Regions from separate parts of the Homo sapiens genome. Here region 2 is linked to region 1. A link is a loop called in an ENCODE intact Hi-C map of the cell type or tissue named here. Cell type or tissue: heart left ventricle. All regions are shown on one strand. Each heading gives the region's core, and the rest is flanking DNA. Links, peaks and the distances in the headings are about the cores only.

Region 1 (8,152 bases), core at 3,853-7,852:
TTTTCCAACTACAACAAGGAGTCAAAATTGTACTGGTAAGAAATAAAGTGATGGAACATGATTTGCCATATATTGTGGTCAAGTATTCCATGTAAGTACAGCATGATTTGTGAACATCTCAGAGCACGGGGATACTGCTGTGTCTGATCAAGTGGCTTAGCAAAATAAAGACAGATGGCAGTGTAGTAAATAATTACTTGATTAGAAGGCAACCACTGCAGGATTGCTTCCTGCCTTCAATTCAACTAGACTTCACCTGGGGTACAGCACATTGATTCATATGAGCATTTACAGCTTTGAGTTGATTGACCAAGGAAAGAATTACAACTTAAAATTAATAAAGAAAAAGGATGCTGTAAAATGGGAAGGGATTCCATTCCCCAGTGGGTTTCCCTGCTCTCCCTTCTGGTGTCAGATAATTAACGACTCTCTATCCTTAAGATTCAAAGCAGATTGTAATTTGTAGGGCCTCTGCCTATTTCTAAAAGATATCTTAAAAAAAAAAAAAAAAAGACTGGGGACATAACATTTGAAGCAATCTTGACAAGTAAATTGAGTTTCAAAAAATAATCACTCCAACTGGGTACCATATAATCGATTTATAAAGCACTTGAAAATACAGTAACTACTATTCAAAGTACTTTTGGCATTTACATGACAGTATGGCTCAAGAGTCACTCTTAGTTATTACTGTGAAAACTGTTTGGGATGTGGATGACAAAATTGATTAGAAACCTGCCCTCAACTGAGAGAACCTACAGGTCTAAGCTTTTTCTTCCACCGTCATAACTTCAGGTTGAGGTTATAAACATCTTGAAAAGAGAGAAGGGCAGGCATGCTCTCTATATCCCTATTTCCATATCTCGATCTCTATCTATCTATCTCTATCTCTATCTCTCAGTAGCAATGTGGCCTTATAAACTATGACATACTACAGAATTATCTAATGTATTCAAGTTCCCAGTAGGTACCATTAAAGGATTTCCAGGTGGTGGTCTTTTCCAGGGAAAAGTCCCCTCTCCTTCCCCACTTGCCTCTCATGCTTCCATTTCCCAGGCTCTTATCTCACTGGTCCCACCTTCTGTCCTCTATCTGCCCCTTTTTTATATAACTTTGTATACGGTATTAACTGCACTTCTTTCAAACATTGTCTTTTGTACTTACCACACACACACATACACACACACACACTTCTCACACCCCCATTCTTCACAACTCTGCACTTGTTTTTCTTCTTTTATAAAGACAGTACTTTCAAAACTATTGAACTGAATTGAACAGCATTGATCTGTTCTTTAATTTATTTCAACATACAATTCTTGAGTGCCTGTTGGTGCAAACATGGGTCCAGGTAATAAACGGGAGGGGTGGCAGCATGAAGAACATGGGAGGGATAACATGAGGTCCAAGCATAGCGTTTGGAATAGACAGACCTGGGTTTGGATCCCAAATTTGACATCTTTTGTCTGTGTGATGTTGGTCAAGTTACCCATCCTCTCTGTGTTTCACTTTTTGCATTTTCCAATGGGAATAATTATAGTACCTACGTCACAGATTTGTTGTTTTGGATTAAAGAATTTGATGGCTGCAAAGTGTTTGGCATTGTACTTGGCATACAGTAAACTCTCAATAAATGTTGGTGATGAAAAATGGCGTAAGTTCTGCCCTCCAGGAGTCTGGAGTCCATTGTGAATAAGATAGACATCCAAGTCACACAGTTATAGTAGTTAGTGGAATAAAGGTTTAAGCAAGGTATTACGGAAATACAGAGGAGATTGATTCTGATTGAGAAATTTGGGGATGGTTTTTGAAAACATGCAGACTGGGTGTTCCTTCAACAGGCAGCTATTGCGATCAAGGCATATCACTGAAGGAGAAGAGAGAAGAGGGATAAACACTAGAATTGGGAGCAGAAGACTTGGGTCACTAGCTGTGCTACCTTGGACAAATCACTTGAACTTTCTGAGCCCAAGTTTCCTTTTTGGTAAAATGGGGAGAATAATACCAGCTCTGCATGCATCCCAGTATTCGTATCAAATGAGATACTATGTAGAAAGGGCTTTGTAATTTCTGAAAATTAAAAATGTAGTCGTGATGGTGGTGATGATAGAAAAAGTAATTTTTATTGTCAGGCTAGTGGAAATCAACTTATATCCATTCGTTCATACTCTCTTGGCTGGCTCCCCTTGTGGCTAATGGTATGCCTTTGCAAGTCATCTGGCCAGTATTTCTGTTGACAAAAATGTTTAGACAAAGTCTACTCTTAATTTCCCTGCATGCAAACAGAGGCAAGCAGTACACCAGATAGATCATTCAGAAGAACAGATAATCAAAACATCACTTCTGTTTAGTGTTGAAATGCGAAAAGGAAGGAGTGCACAGAAGGAGGCCTTAGATCACCTACCAAGTGAATAATTAAGAATTAACTTGAATAAGAACTTGCGAAAATCACTATGCAAATGGGAATCACACCATGGTATGGATCTGAAAATCCAAGATGGCAAAGCAAGCTGATTTTAGCCTTTAGAATAAATACTCTCTGTAATCTTCTGTCTCTATCATCTTTGAGGAAACTGCTACATCTAAAGCATTCGAGCAAAATTTGATTTTGTCTCTCAGGCCTGCAATTTTGCAGCTTGCTCTGTTCTGGATGGGCTGTGCACATACCTTCAAGCAATTGTTGGAATCGCTCCCAGTTCACTCAGCCCGCTGACTCCATTACAAAAGAGGATTTATCTTTCTTTCCCTCTTTGTCCAAACTAGAGGACAAAGAGCATGGCAACCAGTGGCTAATCATAGGGCGCACTGGAGCCTGCCCAAAAAAAAAGAAAAGAGAAGAATCCCCTCCCAGGGCAGCCCTTACAGTTGCCACATCAGAGGACTGCAAAGAGCAGGTTACCCCATAAGTGGCCCCTGCAATACCCCAGAAGACAAAATAACAGCTAGGATGCCGTCATCCAGGACAGTGACAACAAAGTCTGGGTACCAGTGCTGCTGCTCTAGTGCAGCCTTCCATATAGAACCGTATCTTTAGGGTCCTCCTTTTAAAATGACATGTTGGATGGGCCATCATTTTGGGGGATTAACTTAGCCCATTACACCATATGCCTGAGAGTGTTTAGGTTTATCTGATGATAAAGCATAGGAAGGTAATAAAACAACTCTGAAATAGTAATAATAATAAGCCACAGGAGGAAGGTCTTCATGGTGGGAAGCATATGCAGATCTCTTTGCATATGAACCCTGTAACTTGCTGGGTGATATCAGGCAACTCACTTAACCTATTAGTTTCTTCATCTACAAAATGAAGATGATAATAGTAGTAACTATCTCAGAGTTGTTTAGAAAGGAATAAAATGCAACACAGTCCCTGGCACCCAAAGAGTGTGCAATAAATAGCAATTGCTAAAATAACTCCCAGGCATCTCAAAATACTCAATTTGTTTTGCATGACTAGGCCCATTTCCAAAAGTTGCATAAATATACTGCCTATAGAATGCCATTCTTGCTCTGTTTTTTAAGGACCTCCAAAACACTATGCAGAAACTTTGTTTATTCTTTTTGCAAAGCTTGGGGGGTGGGAAAAGGAAAGGGTTACAGTTTTCCATTTCACAGACGGGAAATCCGAGGCATAGAAAAAGTAAATTACTTGCCTAATGTCACATAAAGCCAGCAGCAGAGCTGTAATTGGTTGTGACCCCCCAGTGCAATGCAGCTTGTCTTCTCCTTTCAAAAGTCAGGGGTAAGCAACTTCTGTCTCAGCTTTAATACCATCAGTCTAATTTCTCAGATTTTCTATAGCTGCTGATCTTGAGAACCTTTGAAGCTTTGGGGAAATCACATGGGTGATTTGACCTTAAATCTCATGCCACTCGCAAAAGATTAATTGCTAAGACCTGGAAAGGGGCCAGACAATTCTGTGTAGCTGAATAGCAGCATCGTCTAGGGATGTGACTGTCCTGACAGATTTAGTTAGTACATAATTGATAAATCTAGAGTTTGTATAGCTTCGCTTCACAGATAGATAACGCAATGGGCTCCAAGGGTTGACATTTACAGAAGCTCTCCCAGTGTTTTGTAACACTGAATCTAGGTTTTCTATCCTCTTCCTCTGAGCATTGCTCATTTTCTAAGGCTCTGTTCTCAGCAGGCAATAAGATGAGGGCATCTGACAAGAGTGCCACCTCACCCAGTATAAGCAAGAAGCAAGAAGCCTCCTAAGTGTAGCACTGTCATATGACTGCTTTGAAAGTCTTATTTACCCTGATTCAGTGCAGGGTGAGGTCAAAGAGAGATCCAGCACATTACATAGCAGCTAGGAAATTTTCGTCACAATCGGAATCCAAAAAAGATAAAAGGCAGCCAGATACAACATCAAAGCTTGGATAGTGTGTCTCAACCTTGGGCAGGAAATTTTGCACTGCTTGACTCCTGTTCCAGACTAAAACATGTCACAAGACCCCTTTTAGCAATTTGAACTCTGACAGGCACCCAGAAACCTCAGCTTTTATTTCTTTGACTTTGGTCACCCACTCCACAAAGTTATTTTGCTTATTGAAAGGAATTGGTGGTGGATATTTTCCATTGTAATTTGTATCCAGAGCCTATAGAGTTTATTGTAAGATTTTGTTATCTTTTCTTAATTCTTGCTGTCTAGTTTTATGTTTCAATTCATGAAGCATTGTTGTGTGGCTGATATATACTCAGTGTACTTCTGTAATTTTGTCACTTCCAGTTGTAAAACATCTGACCCACTAGCTTAGGTCAGTAAATCAGTGGCTTACAGTGTGAAAGATTTTCTGTTTGTTTGTTTTTGCATGGTAGTGAATAAGGGTGGCATTAAATAGCCTCTCTTGCCCTCACAAATAAAAATGCTGTAACTTCATGTATCATAACTTAACACATAGAGCTGTTTTTCTAAGCTAGTTGTGACAACTTTCTGAATACAATTTACTAAGATACATTACTTTTTCTCTTTTCTTTTGGAGACACGATCTCACTCTATTGCCCAGGCTGCAGTGCAGTGGCATGATCATGGCTCACTGCAGCCTCTACCTCCCAGGCTCAGGTGATCCTCTCACCTCGGCCTCCCAAGTAGCTGGCACTACACACCACACCCAGCTGATTTTTGTATCGTTCATAGAGATGGAGTTTCACCATGTTGCCAAGTCTGGTTTCAAACTCCTGGGCTCAAACGATACACCCATCTTGGCTTCCCAAAGTGCTGAGATTACAGGCATGAGCTACCTCACCCAACCAAAATATATTACTTGTATTAGAAGATAATATATAAAAATCATTTAGAAAAAATTACTATGTATAAACAATTATTTTATCACATACATACCATTTTAAATATTAAAAGTTTATAAGATTGTTTCTAGAAACTTTGTAGTTCTGAGTTAAGTAGGTGATTTTGTCTTCTTTCATCAGAGGAATTAGAGAGATTAGAACAGGAGAGACTAGCATTGGAAGCGACTATCAAAGATAATGAGTGTGAAGAGGAAAGTGGAGGCATCCGAGGCTTGTTTAAAAAAGCTGGCAAGTTGAACATTACTAAGACAACGCCTAAAAAAGGTAAGAACTTTTTAAAATTTGCAAAAAAGTTTACAAGATGAGTCACTATTTGAGCATCTATGAAGAGTCCGAAGTCAGCATCTAAGATGTTGGGAGCATTGAGTGTGGGTAGGAACTGAAAGGTTTCTCTCCAGAAGGTAGTATGGATAAACGGTAGCAGCTATTGTCATTTATCAACCTCATTAAGTACTTTGTACCATCTTACTGTCAAAAATTATTTTTTAAATGTAATATTTGGTTTGGAAGTCAAATAGTGCTTAAGCAGATTGCATGCCATAAAACAGAAGTTTCTCAGTTAAGATGGAAAGGGGATAGAAATTTAAGAGCCAATACCCAAACTGTCTTATCCACAGACACCCTTACCTTTCAGACATTTCAGGGAACTGAAATACGACTAGTACATGCAAATACGGTATCCAGCTGGAACGCTGATTTCAACAAAAGCATCTTTATCACAAACCAGAATGCACGACTTAGAACTTTATTGGTACTCACTACCTGTAGATTTCATCTAAATGCTACACTTATATGTGGACTTATGGTATGCAGTCCTGGGACAAAGGATCAGAGGTTGGGAGAGCTTGTTACACATTTTATAAACAGATGATTCAAACGTTTGGTTTTTTGAAAATTACTTCCCGAAACGCTATGGGTTTGAGTTTAATGAGGTCCACAGTGACCTCTGCTGGTCAAAAATCAGAATGTTACCAGGCATTTGTTTATGCACGAATGTCCTGTAGTTACTGAAGTCATACACTGGTGTGAGGCCAGGAAAAGATGGTTTCTCTGGGAGGGTCTCCAAGTCAAACAGCAGGATCCAAGTGGAGACTTAGCAAGCTTCTGGTCTAGGTTGACCGGCGCCAACCCTTTAAAGAGGCCCTTCGACAAGGCCATCTCCTACCCTGTAAATCGTTTGTCTGTTTGCTTTCCTACTATAGCCCAAGGACGAAATTTCACCTGTAATATAATAGTTTTATATATCCACAGAGAATGATGGGAAATCCAGATATTGCCCCACTTCAAATACTCTGGCTACTGTCGAGCTCCTGGGATACCCCATGGGCCGTGGCCTACTCCTTACAGTCCACCTTAAAATGACATAAATGATGTGTTTGAATTCAACTTGAAGCTACATCAGGACTTTTAGGGTGAAAATATTTAAATAAGACTGTTCTGGATGCTAACTATTATCTTCTTTTCTTTCTAATTATTTGGTTTAACTGTGAAAAAAGTTAACAATCCATTAAATCTGCTCTATTAAGTGGTACAGTCTGGAAAATAATGGGAAATTCCAAAGTCATAGCCCAATAATGTGCTCCAACTAGAGAGAGGGAAGCATTAATGTCCTTATTATGACAGCGGGACTTGTTATTTATTCTGGAAGCTTATTTCTGCGTCACAATACTTGTTTTGGCAAAAATATACTCTTCCAAAAGTCAACATGTCAAATTGTTCAGAAAAGAAAAGTAATAATGTTATATACTGTTTTAATACCTAGAAGTTTAAACACAGCTCTAAAGTGGGCCCATTCACTACTCTGGGCTTCCATTGCTTGTCAACTCTTTTGAGTTCTAGACGAGAACCAATCCTGCCTCCAGGTACCTGAGTGTGAACAGGAGGCCTCTGGCTGCTTTGACTTGTCTGTAAGTGAGGGCAGAGCTTGGTCCATTTTGTAAATAAATTTTTCTCCCTCAGCGGTCCCAGGGATGTAAAAACAATATCAGATCATTGCTTCAGAACTGACAGACTCTAAACATGGAAACAACAAAAGATAAAACAAAGCATCTTCAGAACCTCTTAGATCAGAGAGGAAGCTCTGAAGAGGCTGTCAGCCCTCCTCTAAGCACCAGGCTGACACCACCACTTTGAAACACAGCAATAAAGTCATGACTTTCAAAGACACAGATATGAGAAATGCTACGTACGCTGTGGCAAATAAACCCCTCTTGGCAAACAGGAACAGGTCCAGTTCCAACACTGGCCGAGTTCCCTGGTACACTTTCACTGTATCCATGTTAGGGTAGAAATCACATTTAAAAAAATTGTAACTATTTTATATACACCCTTAATTATAACTCAAGTAAAGATGTTTTGTATTTCCATATTTTCTAAGGTTTTTTTTTTTTCATCTAATTCACAAAGATTCAAATAGCTCAAATGGCTTTACTTTAGCTTCGCAAGATTCCTTGAAAAGAAAGCAGAAGAGTAAGCCAGGCCAACTAAGAGACTAAATAGTCATAGAGTTCAAGATGCACACAGTCCCTGGCAAATTTTATAAACCAGACCTGAATGGAACTTAAACCAAAATAGTGCTTCATGAATCAATTCCCTAATGAACGGATATTTCTGATTCTATAGCTTATTTCTAGAAAACCACTTACCACATGTTAAGTAAATACAAAAATATTAATATCATTAAGGTGATTTATATCTGAGATTTTGGGAAATGTGGATATTCTGGCTAGTAGCATTGTTGCATGCCTAAATAATAACTCCACTCTGAGACAGATTACTAAAGGTCTGAAAAAATCCATTGTCTTTTAATAAAAACTATTATTATAAAGCTGTTTTACTT
Region 2 (8,152 bases), core at 2,289-6,288, 280 kb before region 1:
CTGACCTGCCCCTCATGGCCAGGGCAGACCTGCACATCAGCCTGGAGACACAGAGAGACTTCTCTAAAAACAGAGCCTTTGTTCATGAAGACCATTGCCACTGCTTGTGGACTTCCTGATTTTTTTCATCAGCTGTTGAAGACCCTTGATTCTCACCCAAAACACGTCAAAACTGATGCTGGTAGAAGAAACTATGCAGGAAAGGGGAGAAATATATTGTTGGGTATTTTTTTAGCACTACAGTTTTTAATCAACTCTTTACCCAAAGCCTGATACCAGATCAAACCTTAAATTTCATTCCACCATATGGCTTAATGATGATATATTCCAAACTTCTTCATGTGGAAGCAAGGCTGTTGACTGGACATGCCAATACTGGGTACAGCCACATCCACAGCTCCTTCCAAGCTGACCAACTCACACCCCTTGGTAGAAGGAAATTCACCACATACTAGTTTTGTGAACCGCTAAGACTTAGTTTCCTCATCTGTTAAGTGAAGGTAATCATAGAACAAACTTATGGGATGATTAAATAAATATGGAGGTGAAGAAATGAATGTTGACTAAATGGAGATGATGATTAAATGAAATAATATATGTGAAATGCCTAGAACAATGCTAAACAAATCTTAGCGACTGTTGACTGTTATATTATAGGACTCTGCTTCTTCTGCCAGGCACAGCCAATTGGGCCACCATTGTGTATCTGAACACAATTTCATTCATACATTGGACAGCAACTTACGCTACTTAAGTTCCATGGGGTACAGATTAGCCTCATCCTGCAGGGTAACCCTGGAGGGTAAGTTATACCTCAGAGTGTGTGGCCCATCAGAAAACGCTTTCTGGTCCAATCACCTCATCCTGGAAATCTGAAGTCAGACATGCAGAAAGAAGGAGGTGGGTAGAAAGGGGAACTGAAGGTGAAACTAAAGATAGTAAAAGGCTTGGGTTATAGAAGAGGCCAAGAGGGCTTCAGCAATAAGAGTTACAAGGAGGCAGAAGCATGAGTCAGCAGAAAGCAAGATAGACAAAAGCACACAGAGGAGAAGGGGAAAGAGTAAACCCCTCCAGGTGGAGTTAGAGCAGATTAGAGCAGACACAGGAAGCCATAGCAGTGGCTTCACTAGGGTGAAGATCTATGAGTCCTGCTTGTTCTGAAGTTTCAGTTCCTCAAGATCTGTTATTTCTTATTTTTCCTGCTCTTCCTGGGACCAGGCCTTTCTTAGGTTCCCAAGCACATATATTTTTAAAATAAGCCATCTGTTATTTGAGATCCTTCTAGTGGATCTCGTTTCCTTGCAATCAAAAGAACCAAATTACAAAACAAACAAACAACAAAATAAAAGCACACAATCTGATGCTTCAGCCTGCCTTTGCAAGCTCCTCTCTCAGGTTTGTACTTCCTACCAGACATAAGGCAGTGTAGCCACACCAACCAGTCTCCCATCCCTAAACATACCTTCAGTAGTCATGCTTCAGGATGTGTTCTCACGCTATTATATAACTGATGCCTGCAATTCCCTTCCCACCCATCTCAAATTCCCCTTACAGATCGCAGATGGAGTGGGCACTGCTGGTGCTTCTTCCAGATTCTCTCAGAGCTCTATAATTATTTCTGTACACCTGGTGTCTGGCTTCTGGGTGCTTTTGCTTCCAATGGACCACATGGCAACTCTCTTCAGAAGCCCACCTTCTGGCAACCGGAACCAGTTTGTATATCATTTCAAAGATCAGAAGTGTCTGGGTCAACATAGCTTCCCAACCCTGCCCACTAAGACCCTCAGTCAAAGGCCGATGAGTGTAAGACAATAAGAAGCCAGTTGCTTTGCTTGGAAGCCAGGGGCAGACTGTGAGGTATAACTTACCCTCCAGGGCTCCCCTGCAGGATCAGGCTAACCTGTCTTCCATGGGACTTGAGTAATCTCATCCTTACTGGAGTCTTCTCCTTATCCTCCCTTGCTCCCTACACCCCCTTTCTGGTTTCTCTCAGGAGCACTTCCTTAATAATCCATTTTCCCACTGTCCTCAGGGTCTGCTTCTAGGGATGCCAAGCTAAACAGCAAGGTGTTTACGCAGGGTAAACACCTCCTCTCAGATTTCCCTTGGCAGTTCCCTCTTGCCACTAGAACTCTGTACAACATTAATATAACTGATAGCACACTTCCTGGTTTTCATGTCTGTCTAGATTATCAGTTCCTCAAAGGGGAGGGTTTTGTCTTGTTAATGTTTATTTCCCCAGTGCTTAGCATAATTCTTGAAAAATATACTTTTAAAAACATACTTGTTGTATATCTATCTACAATTACCCTAGAGCTAGAGAAATGAAAAAATTATATAAAGTCCCTGATTTCTTAGAGCCTCTGGGCTTCAGTTTCCTCATATTTGAAAAGAAGGTAATTATTTCTAAGGTTTCCCAAATCTATGATCTTATATTTGAGCAGGATAATGACAATTTCTCATAATCAGCCCTGCCAGTTAATGTCTCATATCAGGAAAAACTTGAAAACCTGAATGATTATCTTTCACCTTTGAATCAAGAGATCTGATTGTCCAGGGACAACTTACAAATCCTCAATTTTATAAATGTCTATAAATGAGTCAGACAGCAGCAAAAATATTTTTAAAACTTCTGCATCACATATTCATTTATTACTCTATCATCAAACAAATGTTTATTGAATGAGTATTATGCCCAGGGCACTGTAAGCACTGGATGAAAAATCAGGCTTGGATATACCATAATTAAAATATGCATAATCATTTACAGTCAATAATGCTTACATGTGCATTTACTCAATGCGTAACAAACTGTGAGGTGATTAATATGATCTCCATTTTGCCCAAGTCTCACCAGGAGGTGAAGTGGCTTATCCAAGGTCACACAACCAATAAATGGAGACCTTAAGCCCACCAGGTCTTTTGGCTTCAAACCTTATCCCACTTCCACTCCACCATGTTACTTTCCTTTGCAGAATATCCACAGGAATCAGCCCTTTACTATATTTTCTCATTTGCTTTAGCTCTAAAACATCTTGAGATGTTTTTGAACATCATCATTGATGGTCAGACTGTTTTAAATGTTGAAAATATCTGTTTAATAAGGTAAATGCTGCTTGTACTCATTTAGCCTCTACTAAGTCTTCACAAATGATGTGATTTCATTCCCAAGGAAAAATGACACTTTCTTTGTTGGGCACACATACCAATCCAATACAAATGTAGACACTTGATAGTAGATCATACCTGTAAATAAAGTTATATATTTATAGATGTATTCAGTTGTAATAATAAGTCATACATAAAGATGCATTTAGTTATAGAAATCTAAACATATGTTTATATAAAATGCCAACATATTTCTAGATAATGGTATCTGGCGAGAGTACAAAAAGCTTTAAAACACTTGTTATGTATTCCTAGGAAACCAGGATCATGCTCAGAGCATTCAAAGAGTAAGGTGGGGGAAAATGGCATAAAACCCAAACATAAAAAACACCAACACAATAAAAATACTACTGAAATAGCTAGAATCAAGCAACATACAGTGAGAATTAGGTCTGTCAGCCACAATAAAGTGAATCCAAGTTTTCATTTATGTCAGAATAAAAAGAAACACATAAACCTGGTTGGGAGACTAGGTGCTGGATGTGCTGGAGAATAAATGCAGAAGAGGGCCAGCTTTATAAGGGAGGAGGCCAAGTTTTGGCCTAAAGGAATAAGGACTAAGGCTTTTGCAATTAGAATGTCATCAAATTCAAATGTTAAGCTTGCAAAGATGTCCCAATAGCAATCAAGTTGCTTGTTTGGTGACAAAGAAAGATCCAGTTTCAGCAGTAGTATAGTTTAAGGCTTTCTAGAGTGAAGCACTTAACCACAGAATGAATGTCCTGTGTGCATGAGCAGGGCCTATGAAGATAAGCAGGGCCTAAGATGATGAAGATCTAATCTTTCATTGGAAGACACTTGGGTGATGCTATAGGATAATGAAGATTTCATCTTCCGTTGGAGGATACCTCAGATGTCCAGATCTTTAGGTCTTTTCTTTTAGGTAAGTTTCCCTTGAGAGGAATCTTCCAATCTCCTACCTGGGGTACTGGGTAGAAACCTGGGTTCCAGAAATCTAGGAACCAATTAGAAAAAAAAAAATGATGGAATCCTACTGTTCAGCGTGCAAACTTTAATTCAAGCCCTTATTTCTATCATTGTGTCTCCCCAGGCTTTGGCTGTATCTAGCATATCTCAATCCAGAAACTTTCTGGTCCACATTCTGCACAGTACACTTAACTCAGGTGGCCTGCTGAGGTCCTCAAAGGGGTCCTGTAGCTGAACTGGAAAATGGAAAAGGCCGAAGCCATTCTTCTTTCTGAGGTTTTGCAATGAAAACTGTCCTGTATTTTGTTGACCTCCCACTGCCATTGCTTCACCACCATCTACACCCACACCTCCCCACCCCCAGACACTGGGCTTCATGTTTCTCTGGTATGCCTGCTCATTTACTCATGGTCCATCCAGTTTCCATCATCCATATTTTAGTTGAGATCCTCACTCCTCTTTTTTTTGTCCTTGTAGATTTATAATTCTCTACTCTTCTGCTTTATTTTGTTTCTAGAGAACATGGACTTCAATTCACCATCTTAATTCAGAAGTATAATGATTTAAGAAGGCTCAGCTGCAGATATGTAAAGAGAGATTTGCAAAAGCATAATCAAGTCAAGTCATGGCAAGGTCATAAGAAGCAGTCACAAAAGCAGCAGTAATTTGAGTGCGAATGGCAGTTTTCATCATGACTATGCCCGTTCACAGGGACTCTTTGAAACAGAAGTTTGGTTGGAAGCATTTCCCATTCTGCTTGTGGCAGGGCATGAAAGGGGCACAGAGGCTATGGATGCATTGTTCCCCAGGCCCAGGCTCCTTCCTGGCTGTGTGATGATGGGCAAGTTGCTGGCCTCTCCAGTTGTGTCTTTGGAAAATAGATGTAATTGCACCTACCTCATTGGGTTATGCAGAAGATGAATGAGATCATGCATGAGAGTCCCTAGCACAGTGCCTGGCACACAGTCCCTCCCATCAACAGTAGTTGAAGCTCATTCCCTCACAGCCGTTAGAATCAATTGTGGGCCTAGAGGGCTTTCATTTTGTCTCTGCTTACAGTTCTTTGCCCCGCTGGAAAAGGAGTTAGAAAGAAAGAAAAATAAAACAATAAATCACATAGGCTGTAACCTTCAGAGTCTGAAGAATGCTGCCCCAGGCAACTCCCGCACCACCCGGGAAAGTGTGCTAGACCTCCCTGTTCAACCCCATTGCCCACAGAAGGCTGTGCGAGAGTGAAGGGTGGGAACTGAGAAACGATGTTTTCTAAGCTTTCAAGCATGATCCTACCCCTTAGGATATGGGTCAAATGACCTCTTGGGACGGGAGAAAGGGAAGGGAAAGGCATTCCATATTCATGTGACTCTTGACCTACTTAAAGGTCACTCCCTGAGTTACATCAGCCGCTTCTTGGGAACACTTAGCACCTGACTATAGAGGGAGCGGCTGGCCTCTTCTTTCTGATTTAATTAGTTCCCCATGGGGTGGTTGGCTGAGAGCCCAAATTCCACACAATCTCATAACTGGAAGGAACATTCAAGATCACCCATTCAGTGCTTAACTCTCCTCTACAACATTCTCAACAAGTAGCTTTTTGCCTTATTTGAGCCCCCCGGTGAGAAGAAATTTTGGAAAAGTCTATGCTGTCTGTGGACAGCTCTAAAAGCCACAAAGTTCTTATTTAAATCAGTTCATTCTTTCACTGACTTTTAAATGAAAAGTTAGGAGCAGCAAAGAATATTAGAATCCATCTCAGCCATCAGGGACCTGACAGTAAGGGAAGGAAATGGACATTAAACACATTAAGAAGTCTAGAAGTATGAAGAATATGATAGTGTTACAGAAAGGAAAATGCAGAGTGTTAGGGGAACATTAGTCTAAAGTAATGGTTCTCAACTGGTGGGAAAGGGGGTGAGGAGGGAGACAAATTTAGCCACCAAAGGGCACTTAGCAGTATCTGGAGACATTTTTTATTGTCACAACTGAAGAGATGCTCGTGGCATCTAGTGGGTAAAGGACAGAGATGCTGCTAAACATCCTACAATACACAGGACAGCCCCCTCTACCAGAAAGAATTATCTGGCCCCAAAGGTCAGTAGTACCACTGTAGAAAAACCCTAGTTTACAAGTTTCAAGGACGGCCTGAAGTTTCAACTGTTGCCCAAAGGATGAGTCAAGATTATCCAGGTAGCAGGAAGGGAAGGAAAAAGAGTCTTAGCAAAGGGAACTACATGCATCTAGAACCGGAGGCCATTCAGCAGGCCTCCAAAGAAGAAAGGCAATTTTGGAATTGGATGTATGATTTGGCCCAGTTCTACCAACCAGGATCTTGTAGGGCAAGTTCAGTCCTCCTTCCTCCAGGGAATCCTTCAAGTGTCTGAGGACAGATGTGCCAGCCTTGATGAAATTCTTTTCCTGAAACTCTTCAGCATTGCTCTAACAAACAGGTTTGTGACTCTTCCAATCCCAGTCACACCTTGTTTACCTAAACCCCTCACTCAGGGCCATGCTGCTAGCCAAGACATTCCCCCAGATGTGAGATGATGGGCAGGGAGACAGGTGGGCCCATTACCACTTCCAGAGCTGCAGGCAAGATTCTGAGGCTGTTTCCCTAGGGGCAGTTTTCTAGGTCGAATGAATCAGCCCTGGAGACAGCCCTGTAGTCACATCAAGTTTGTCCCGCTTGTATAGAAAATGACCCCTGGCTATAATTAACCTGAAGTGTTTCTTAAAGCCCTGCCCTGAAAAACTTGAATAGAAAAGTTGTGCAGGAAGGGTGAGCCAGCCAGATGCAGATCCTCAAGCCTGTGTCCAGGGGCAGGAAGGAGGGACAAAGGAGAAAGGGGGAACTTTCTCCTAATACCATTCCTGACCTTCAGCCTTTCCAACCAAGGGTGCACACTTACATAGAGCCACCACCTTCAGGCTGCCTCTCTGCAAAAATGCTTTTCCAACCACTTTCCTGGCCAGGGTCAGCCTCTGCAGACTCAGGGCAGAACACAGCAGTCAGGTTGGGCTGCAGAGAGGGAAAGGGAGCAAAGTAGAGGAGTAGATGGATCAGGAATGAGTTTCTTCTCCTTATGTGGGGAAGGCTGGGCCAGCATCAACCCCAGGGTACAGGGAGAGTAATATGTAGCGATGGCTGGGAAAGGTTCTCAGGACCTAGCAGTCATAGGATGGCTGGGTGAGACAATCTTTGTTCATGCAGATAGGTCTAACATTTAATTACATCTCTGATCTACTACAAACAGCCAATTTACCAACGGCCAATGTGGACTTAGCCTCGAGACAAGCCATTATTCCCTCTTCTATTATGAGTTAAATGTGTTTATTTTTAAGTGTCAAAGGATAGAATGTATTGGTGGAGATATGTATTGTAGTTTGAACTGATACATTCAATAATTACTGTTTTTAATCAGAAGAGAGTCTTTTGAGGAGGTCACTCAGAAATAGTTCAGTAAGTCAATATAAATTTAACTCAACCCACAAGTACCAGTCACTTCCCCTGCATAAGACTCTGTATTAGCTACTGGGAGGGACAAAAAGATGAAAAAGAAATTAATCCCAAAAGCTGACATCTATTCTCATGTATGATGGTTAAGTAAAAATACATAGAGGTACGAAGTGCCTGAGAACGCAGAGGAAGGAGAGGAATTCTGAGAAAGAAAATCAAGAAAGATGCCATGAAAAAGGTAGCGTGTGAGCTGGGCCTTGGAGGATGAGTACGGATTTTGATGGAGGAAGGGAATTTTAAGCATGTATGAGGAAGGGAGGAAGCAAGGAAAGGAAGGAAAGTAGAAGAGAAAGATCCAGTGTGGATGAAGGAGGCAGGTTTTCTTGTTCCAGCCATTAGGTTGACAGGGCGTAAGCCAGGAGAATTTTGTCAAGGCAAGAGCCACATGGCTCCAGAGGCACTGGCATGTCTTCTTGGGGCAGAAACTGTGCTCTACCTCTCTATGGGTTCTGAGGTGCTCCTGGTACAGACATTTATTTCCCCACAAATATCCAGGCTGACTGGGTTCACATGTCAGGTGCCCTGGTTCCGCTTCAGCTTTCCTTG

The links. Peaks named below come from ENCODE experiments on the same cell type or tissue, not always from the same donor. Only the 100,000 strongest peaks of a DNase experiment are listed, where the experiment ranks them.
Region 2: it touches region 1 in a loop (2.4-fold over the local background); 6 of 110 quality-filtered maps call a loop at or near these places.

What each region holds. Positions count from the first base shown.
Region 1 is chr15:48,279,673-48,287,824 of GRCh38, forward strand. It overlaps SLC12A1 (solute carrier family 12 member 1), which reads left to right. Exons shown (of 27, transcript NM_000338.3): 21 at 5,434-5,577. Among named protein-coding and RNA genes, the nearest start is that of DUT, 48 kb to the right of the region's middle. In heart left ventricle, for the core only: CTCF peaks have their summits at 6,266 (motif pointing left) and 6,467; no DNase peak of the experiment used is centred there; H3K4me3 peaks cover 289 bases.
Region 2 is chr15:48,000,840-48,008,991 of GRCh38, forward strand. The region is part of intron 2 of LOC124900354 (a long non-coding RNA gene); the gene reads left to right. It overlaps LOC107984792 (a long non-coding RNA gene), which reads right to left and starts at 5,401. Exons shown (of 2, transcript XR_001751522.2): 1 at 4,993-5,401; 2 at 2,619-3,246. LOC105370805 (a long non-coding RNA gene) reads left to right here and starts at 3,732. Exons shown (of 3, transcript XR_001751519.2): 1 at 3,732-4,051; 2 at 4,220-4,482; 3 at 4,613-5,212. It overlaps LOC102724553 (a long non-coding RNA gene), which reads right to left and starts at 2,130. Exons shown (of 3, transcript XR_001751520.2): 1 at 1,869-2,130. RefSeq lists an enhancer at 891-1,040. In heart left ventricle, for the core only: no CTCF peak of the experiment used is centred there; no DNase peak of the experiment used is centred there.